Linked DNA regions of Homo sapiens: region 1 is linked to region 2. Evidence: chromatin contacts called from ENCODE Hi-C or POLR2A ChIA-PET data. All regions are on one chromosome and are shown on one strand. Each heading gives the region's core, a stretch centred on a gene start or an enhancer-like site at or near the end of the contact. The rest is flanking DNA. Distances are from core to core; before and after follow the strand shown.

Region 1 (4,776 bases), core at 1,961-4,460, 6.6 Mb before region 2:
TGAGAACTTACTCACTATCACATGAATAGCATGGGGGAAACTGGCCACATGATTCAGCTACTTCCTACCAGGTCCCTCCCATGACATGTGGGGATTATGAGAACTACAATTAAAGATGAGATTTGGGTGAGGACACTGCCAAACCATATCATTGCACTCCTGGCCCCTCTCAAATCTCATGTCCTCACATTTCAAGACAAAATCATGCCTTTCCAACAGTCCCCCTAAGTCTCAGCTCATTCCAGCATTAATCCAAAAGTCCAAGTCCAAGTTCTCATCTGAGACAAGACAAATCCCTTCCGCCTATGACCTTGCAAAACCAAAAGCAAGTTAGTCACTTCCTAGATACAATGGGGGTACAGGCATTGGGCAAATACATCTGTTCCACAAGGGAGAAATTGGCCAAAACAAAGTGGCTACAGGCCCCATGCAAGTCCAAAATCCAATAGAGCAGTCATTAAACATTAAATTTCCAAAATGATCCCCTTTGACTCCATGTCTCACATCCAGGTCACACTGATGTAAGAGGTGTGTTCCCATGGCCTTGGACAACTCCACCCCTGTGGCTTTGCAGGGTACAGCCCCCTTCCCTAGCTGCTTTCACAGGCTGGCATTGAGTGCCTGTGGCTTTTCCAGGTGCATGGTGCAGGCTGTTGATGGATCTACCATTCTGGGTTCTGGAGGACAGTGGCCCTCTTCTCACAGCTCCACTAGGCAGTGCCCCAGTGGGGACCTTGTGTGGAGGCTACTACTGCATATTTCCCTTCCATACTTCCCTAGCAGAGGTTTTCCATGAGGGCTCTGCCCCTGCAGCAAATTTCTGCCTGGACATCCAGGCATTTCCATACATCCTCTGAAATCTAGGTGGAGGTTCCCAAACCTCAGTTATTGTCTTCTGCACACCCTCAGGACTAACACCACATGGAAGCTGCCAAGACTTGGGACTTGCACCCTCTGAGGCAATGGTCCAAGCTGTACCTTGGCTCCTTTTAGCCACAGTTGGGGCTGAAACAGCTGGGATGCAGGGCACCATGTCCAGAGGCTGCACACAGCAGGGGGTCCCTGGGCCTGGCCCATGAAACAATTTTCCCTCCTAGGCCTCCAGGCCTGTGATGGGAGGGGCTGCCTTCAAAGTCTCTAACATGCCATGGAGACATTTTTCCCATTGTCTTGGTGATTAACATTTGATTTCTGCAGCTGGCTTGAATTTCTCCCCAGAAAATGGGGTTTCTTTCTTTCTTTTTGTTTTTTTGAGATGGAGTTTCTTTCTTGTTGCCCAGGTTGGAGTGCAATGGCGTGATCTTGGTTCACTGCAACCTCCACCTCCCAGATTCAAGCAGTTCTCTTGCCTCAGCCTCCCGAGTAGCTGGGATTACAGGCATGCACCACCATGCCTGGCTAATTTTGTATTTTTAGTAGAGACAGGGTTTCTCTATTTTGGTCAGGCTGGTCTCGAACTCCTAACCTCAGGTAATCTGCCCACCTTGGCCTCTCAGAGTGCTGGGATTAGAGGCATGAGCCACCGTGCCCGGCTGGGGTTTTCTTTTCTATCACATCATCGGGCTGCAAATTTTTCAAACTTTTATGATCTGCTTCCTCTTTAGTGCTTTGCCATGTAGAAATTTCTTCTGCCAGATCCCCTAAATCATTTGTCTCAAGTTCAATGTTCCATAGATCTCTGGGGCAGGGGCAAAATGTCGCCAGTCTGTTTGCATAGCAAGAGTGACCTTTACTCTAGTTCCCAAAAAGTCCCTCATCTCCATCTGAGACCACCTTAGCCTGGACTTCATTGTCCATATTACTATCAGCATTTTGGTCAAAGCCATTCAACAAGTCTCTAAGAAGTTCTAAACTTTCCTACATCTTCCTGTCTTCTGAGGCCTCCAAGTCTCTAGGAAGTTCCAAACTTTCCCACATTTTCTTGTCTTCTTCTGAGCCCTCCAAACTGTTCCAATCTCTGTCTGTTACCCAGTTCCAAAGTTGCTTCCACATTTTCTGGTATCTTTATAGCAGCTCCCCACTCTCTGTGGTACCAATTTACTGTAATTGTCTGTTCTCACGCTGTTAATAAAGACATACCTGAGACCGGGTAATTTATAAAGGAAAGAGGTTTAATTGACTCACAGTTCCACAGGGCTGGGGAGGCCTCAGGAAACTTATAATCATGGCAGAAGGAGAAGTAAACATGTCCTTCTTCACATGGTGGCAAGAGAGAAAAGAATGAGTGCTGAGCGAAGGGGGAAGCCCCTTACAGAACCATCAGATCTTGTGAGAACTCACCCACTATCACAAGAACAGCATGGGAGAAACTGGCCCCATGATTCAATTACCTCCCACTGGGTTCCTCCCATGACACATGGGGATTATGGGAGCTACAATTCAAGATTGAGATTTGGGTGGGGACAGAGCCAAACAATATCACCCATGTACATTTTAATAACCATGACTACAATCAGGAAACAGAAATGCTCCATCACCACAGAGAAATTCTCCCTGTGACTCCTTGTAAGTCGCACCTTTCCTCCACGTCCATTGTCTGTTCACTTATATTTGTGGTGTTTGGACATTGTTGAGTTCTTTTCTAAGCTATAGCACTCATAATTTCATAAGCCAACCACCCGTATTTGAGGGTGCTAAGCAGCCAGTTGCTGTCTCTCTTCATCCTGCAAAGTATTTTAAAATGAAGGGACTTCAGTTTCTTTCTGGTTTTAATTTTCCTCTGTTATCCAAATGGATCTTATAGAACAAGAGCATAGTCTAATGTTCTAAGAATTCATGACACTTCACTCTTAGGATATAGAACACATGGGTTCTCATCACGTATTTCATAAGGCATGCAGGAGTCTCCTGCAGTGACTCTTCTCTTTGCTCTGGGCCTAGGCTCATGTTGGCAAAACGGAATAACAGTGTTCAGGTCTTGACCAGATGCCTTGAACCAGTGAAGGCCACACTTTGATAGAAGAGTGAGCAAGGTCCTCTCTCCTGTAGTAAATGCTAATGATCTCATGGTCACTGCAGCTGGTTATTTCAAACTTATTTATACACCCCTTCCCTGGATGGACACATGACACCTAAATACCCACGGGGGGAAAGCTGGGCAGAAGTCAGAAGTGACGGTGACCATTTCTATGCTGAACCTCAAAAAGGTTGCTGTGGGGGACGGCAAGACAGTCATGAGGCTGTGCCAGGCAACTCCTGGCATCCACACCTCAAAGAAAAAGAGTCCAGAGTAACCCCATAAATTTTGATAACTGGCACTGAATACCGGTAGGTCTAATGTTCTGAGAGTTCATAACACTTCACACCAGACGGCAAAGCTACTCCACTGCCCTAAGCCAGGAAAATGTGGAAAGTACTTTGTCCTTTCCTTCTGGTCTTCAGATCAGAACTCTTGCTACATCCCACATGATACCCTGGATGAGACAGCAGTACCTATGGGATTGCTGCCAGTGAAGACCGGAGATGAAACTCTCCAAAGTTATATTTTTATATCTCCCTGTATTCATGGTTCCCAGTTCTAGCTGCAACTTAGAATTACCTGGGGTGGGAAGCTTAAAAAATTCCTATACCCAAGTTCCTTCCCAAACCAACTGAATCAGGCTCTCTGGGGGTGGGACCCCAGCATCAGAATTTTTTTTTGAAAGTTTTTCAGGTTATCCTGAGTGCAGCTAGACTTGAGAACCACTGTCCTAGATAGACAGCCATTCATTAATTCATTTATTTGAAAACTACTTCTTGAGTATCACCTGTGTGGCTGGCACTGCTCCCTGCCCTCATGAGGCTTACTTTCTGGTGGAGATAAAAAATAAGTAAACATGCAAATAAATAAGATGAATACAGAATATTATTAAGGCAAAGAAAGTGGGGTGGAGGAGGCAGTTTTTTTTTTTTTTTTTTTTTTTTTTTTTTTTTAGCAGAAAGCGGGTAGACTGAGACCTGAGGGTTTGAGAAGAAGCCAGGCCTGCAGAGAGCAGTGGGGAGAGGATGCCTGGCAGGGAGGATGGCAATTATAAAGGTCTGGAGGGGGGAAAGAACTTTTTTATTGAAGGTTCCCCCCAAAATGCAGTGTGGCTGAGCTGTAGGAGTGAAAGAGAGAGGAGAGGGTACAAGAAAGGAAAGAAAAGAGAGGAGAGAGGAGAGAGATGAGATAAGGCCAAAGGGGAAGCCAGGAGCTATATTAGTCATAATAATGAATCATCATATTAAAATTATAGTTAATATTTATTGAATATTCTGTGCCAGGCCCTGGACTAACCACTATATGTACATCATATAATTGATTCCTTACAATAACCCCCATGGGGATAGAAGTAATCTTATCCCCTATTTTACAGATGAGAAAACTGAGACTCAGAGAGTGGGACACCAACAGTCAAACAGTGTTTCTGTGTTCAAAAGCAACTTTCTAAGGGGACTACAAATGTAACCAAAAGTTAGTGCATCCATCCACAAAGCCCTTAGGATAATTATTTTATTATGCCCCAAAGAAATTAAGAGCAAGATTTGATGTACTATTTGATGCACAGCACCAGGTAGATGACTTTACTTAAATTTAATAAAAATTTGGTTACTGATAGAGAACATAGGGCAAGTATATCTAAGCTGTGCTACTAATTTTACTGTCAAAAATTCATTTTCTTTGTTCTTGCCTCTCTCTCTCTCTCTCTCTCTCTCGTTGAGATGGAGTCTCTCTCTCTCTCACCCAGCCTGGAGTGCAGTGGTGCAATCTCGGCTCACTGAAGCCTCCGCTTCCCACGTTCAAGCGATTCTCCCACC
Region 2 (4,433 bases), core at 901-3,400:
AGATATGGAATCAACCAACGTATCCATCAGCAGCTGAATGGATAAAGACAATGTAGTATATATACACAATAGAATACTATTCAGACACAAAAAGAATGGAATTCTGTCATTTGCAGCAATGTGCATGGAACTAGAGGTCATTATGTTAAATGAAATAAGTCAGGCATAGAAAGACAATATTGCATGTGTTTATGTGGAAGTTAAAAAAAGTTGATCTCATGGAGGTAGAGAGTAGGATCATAGTTACCAGAGGCTGGGAAGTAGAGGAGGAAATGAAGAGAAGTTGGTTAATGGATACAAACATACAGTTAGATAGAAGGGATAAATTCTAGTGTTTGATAGCACAATGGGGTGACTATAGTTAACAATAATTTATTATATATTTCAAAATAGTTAGAAGAGAAGATCTGAACTGTTCTCAACACAAATAAATGATCAATGTTTGAGGTGATGGATATCCTAACTACCCTGATCATTTCACATTGTATCCATGTGTCCAAATATCACATGTACCCCATATAAATATGCACAATTATGTAAAAATAAAAAAACACAGTAGAATGGACAAATGTGGAATATTCACATAATGGAATTGACACAACAATGAAAAGATAAACAACTGTACCCCACAACATAAATTTCATAAACATCATAGGTCAGAGAAACCACGCACTAAAGCACACAGAGCCCATGATGCCATTTATGTAGGGTTCACCCATGCATCCTGGTTTACATTCCCAGCTTTCACACCAAGAGTCCCACATCCCAGGAAACACCCCAATCTTGGATGAACTGGGATAGTTGGTCACCCTATAATTGTAAAACGTTTAAAAACAGGCAAAACGTGTCTATGCTGTTAGAAGTCAGGAGATTGCCTACCTGGGTTTGGAGGTGCTGACTGGATCGGGGGCCCAGGGCTCTGGGGGGCTGAGAATGTTTTGTTTCTGGATCTGGGTGGGGGTTACACAGTTACATTGTTTGTGGCTACCTATCAAGCTGGACACTTTGATCTGGGCACTTTTTCTGTTTTACTTCCATGAGGAAAAAAAAATTGAGAGGCAGGATAGTGTAGTGGTTAAACATGCATGCCCTCAAGCCAATTACCCAGGCTTAAAATCCCAGTTCTGACAATAGCTATTAACCAAACTTGCCTTAGCTTGCTGGCCTGGGCCAGGGCTGGGGACACCACGTGTCTAGATTTCTTTATTGAGGCACTAGCGGATGTGTGCAAGGGGTAGAGACCAAAAAGTGTGGCAGCAGCAGAGAAGGGACGTCAGCAGCTCAGGAGGCTAAGAGGATAGTATTGGGCCATCAGGACCCCCACGCCCCCAATTCTAGGGTCCTGGCATCTCCCCAGTCCCCCTTCCTCCCCAGAGGTCCAGAATTTTCAGCCTCAGTCCTGAGATTTGTGTCCACAAAACCAAATATTTCTAACTGATAAAAGCCACTCCTTCTTGCTGCGGAGAAACCACAAGGCAACCTGGGTAGTTTGAACAAAGTTCTCTAGCCTCCCTAAGTTTACTCCTCTGTACTGTGGAGAGGATAGAAGAAAATCGCAGTGAGTAATCACAGTGAATTCACTGAGCACTGCCAGTCTTTTGCTAAGAACATGATGTGCTCAAGCCTTACGATACTCTGAAGTGGGTATTATGCCTCTCCCCATTTTACAGAGTCAGAGACTGAGGCACAGAGAGGTTAAGTAGCCTGCCCAGTGTCACACAGCTCTGGAGCAAGCGCCTGCTCCAGAGCCTGAGACTCCTACACCACATCCCACCCAAGTGTGGGCCTCGCACATAATAGGCACCCAGCACCCAGTAGCTCGGCCTTGCTGCCGCCGTGGAATCTCCTGCCTCCCAGAGACCCAACCTCAGCCCTGGACTCACTATGGCCACTCCCTGCACCAGGGGGAACTGTTCGGGTTCCTGCAGGACGTCACAGATGGTGTTCACCATCTCGTCGATCAGTGTCTGACATTCTTCGTAGGGCTTCAGGTATTCCTGGATAAACCAACCCAGCTTCTGAGCAGGCACCGAGGACAGCTGGGACTCCCCATTTCCCATTGCTCTCAGCTGGCTGCCGGCAAGACAGTGAATGGTAGGATGGGAGGCAGAGGAATTCTTGCTGCTGCCCAGAGCCAGGAAACTGAAACTGAAGTCTAGAGGCCTCTCTCCACCCACTGCAGCGAGCTTACCAACTCTTGTATCCGGGACAGGGAAACAAAACTAACTTAAGCTCAGAGGCTCTGCCCTGCCCCTTGCAGTGAGTTTACCAACTCCTGCATCCGGGGCAGGGAAACCAAAACTAACTTAAGCTCAAATGCTCTTCCCCGCCCCTTGCAGCAAGGTTTACTGACTCCTGCACCCCAGCAGGGAAACCAAAACTGACTCAAGCTCAGAGGCTTTCCCTGTCCCCGGCAGCGTGGTGACCAGCCCTTCAGGGGCTCCCCAAAACTTGAGGTTAACTAAACAGCCTCTAGAACCCCATTGTGAGGGCTTCATACCTGCTAGATGTCTGTCCTTGAGCACATCGCCTGCCCTCTTCGCGCCTCAATTCCCCCATCTGTAAGCTGGGGGAAAATGGCAGCTCTCTCGTAGGATTAGCTTGATGATTAAATAATACCTGCAAAGTGCTTAGAAGCAGGGGCGCACAGGTCATCTTTTGAGGCTCTGTCCCTTTCCCCCTGTTCTCAGTGGCCAGGGAACTCACATTCAGGGAAAGCGGCAGAGAGGAAAAAGAGACCCAGAGAGGGAACTGACTTGCTCAGGGACACACAGCAAAGCAGGGACCTAGCTGGACTCAGGTTTTGGTCTGCTTCTGGGTAAACACAGGCCCCCGTGTGGTCAGCGGGTGGGAACCTCTGTGTGTCCAGTTTCTCAGCACACTTGTGGACAGCCGAGGGACCGTATGAGGCACTTGTCCAGCCTCGCAAGGGCAAGAAAACACACCCCAAGTGTGTGAGCCAGAAAGGAGACAGACATGCAACTCCTGTGCCCAGAGCTTTGAAAACAAAACTCGCAGAGGACTCCCAGCCAGCTGCCTTGGCCCAGCAATAATAATTCACAGAGAAGGCAAAAATCTCCAAGATGTAGTGGGGGACCAGGGCCCTTCCATACTGGGATGGTTAATTTTATGTGTCAAGTTGGCTGAGCCCAGGTACCCAGATATTTGGTCAAACATTATCCTAGATCTTTTTGTGAAGGTATTTTTTAAAGATAAGATTAACATTTACATTGGTAGACTTTTTTTTTGAGTAAAGTGGATTATCATCTGTAAGGTGGTGGGCCTGATTCAATCAGTTGAAGGCCTTAATAGACTAAAGACTGAGCTCCCCCAAGGAAGAGGGAATTCGGCTGCAGTGCCTTGGCCTCCACTTGCAGCAGCAACTCCTTCCTGGGTCTCCCACCTGCCAGTCTACCCTGCCGATTTTGGATTTGCCAGCCTCCACAATCACATGAGCCAATTCCTTAAAATAAATACCTCAAAATAAATATAAATACCCTGTTAGTTCTGGAAAAACCTCGATTAATGCACATGCTCATTAAGGGCCTTTCCTGCCCTTATCCAACTTTTACTGCAACACCGAGAGGTAGGCAGGCTGGGCAGGCGTAGTCCTAAGGTTCCTTTTTCAGATGAGAACATGGAGGCTCACAAAGGTGGAAACATTTGCCCGTGATCACACAGCTAGGAAGTTGTCAGGCTAGGTTCTCACACTAACACACTGCCTGACTCCAAAGCCTGTGCTTTATTTGTTATTTAAAAAAACACTTTATTTTGAAGTAATTTGAAATGCTGAGAAAATTTACAAGATGCACACAAAGAACTTCCTTAGACTTTTTAGCCATTATATTTTTTACCACATTTGCCCCTCATTTTCTTGCTATTTATACATTTTAGGAGGTTTTTGTTTTGTTTTGTTTTTGAGACAGAGTCTCACTCTGTCACCCAGGCTGGAGTGCAGTGGCGTGATTATAGCTCACTGTAGCCTCACCCTCCCAAGCTCAAGCAATCTTCCTACTTCAGCCTCCTGAGTAGCTGGGACTATAGGCATGCACCACCATGCCTGGCTAAATTTTTAAAATTTTTTGGTAGAAATGGGGGTCATGATGTCACCATGTTGCCCAGGCTGGGCTCGAACTCCTGGCCTCAAGCGATCTTCCCACCTCAGCCACCCAAAGTGCTGGGATTACAGACCTGAGCCACCACGCCCAGCCCTTCATGAGTATTTTTATTCCTGAACCATTTGAATGCATGTTGCATGATTTATGTCCCTTTACTCCTAAATGCTTCAACCTATATCTCCTAAGAGCAAGAATATTGTGTTACAGAAGCACAGAACAATGGTCCAATTCAGACTTTTATCATTGATACAATGCTATCATCTCATAACATATATAATAAATATAATTTTGTATAATTTATATAATATATAATTT

Evidence for each region. Hi-C counts contacts between places; a loop is a spot of excess contacts on that map. ChIA-PET counts read pairs that join two places held with the same protein, here RNA polymerase II (POLR2A).
Region 1: a map of vagina shows a loop between it and region 2 (21-fold over the local background). The contact joins the enhancer-like site here to the promoter of OAS2 in region 2. A Hi-C loop is called at or near these places in 1 of 168 maps with a recorded cell type or tissue (vagina). POLR2A ChIA-PET finds 5 or more read pairs at or near these places in 1 of 52 experiments (Panc1).

What each region holds. Positions count from the first base shown.
Region 1 is chr12:119,614,310-119,619,085 of GRCh38, reverse strand. All of the region lies in intron 1 of TMEM233 (transmembrane protein 233), which reads right to left. All of the region lies in intron 1 of PRKAB1-AS1 (PRKAB1, TMEM233 and CCDC60 antisense RNA 1), which reads left to right. Among named protein-coding and RNA genes, the nearest start is that of TMEM233, 23 kb to the right of the region's middle. Within about 2 kb of position 3,210, at least 2 of the 41 ENCODE cell types and tissues checked have a DNase peak (open chromatin) inside an H3K27ac peak, as active enhancers do.
Region 2 is chr12:112,976,236-112,980,668 of GRCh38, reverse strand. OAS2 (2'-5'-oligoadenylate synthetase 2) reads right to left here and starts at 2,150. Exons shown (of 10, transcript NM_002535.3): 1 at 1,884-2,150. The coding sequence starts at 2,060. RefSeq lists enhancers at 986-1,135, 1,246-1,325, 1,496-1,575, 1,796-2,605.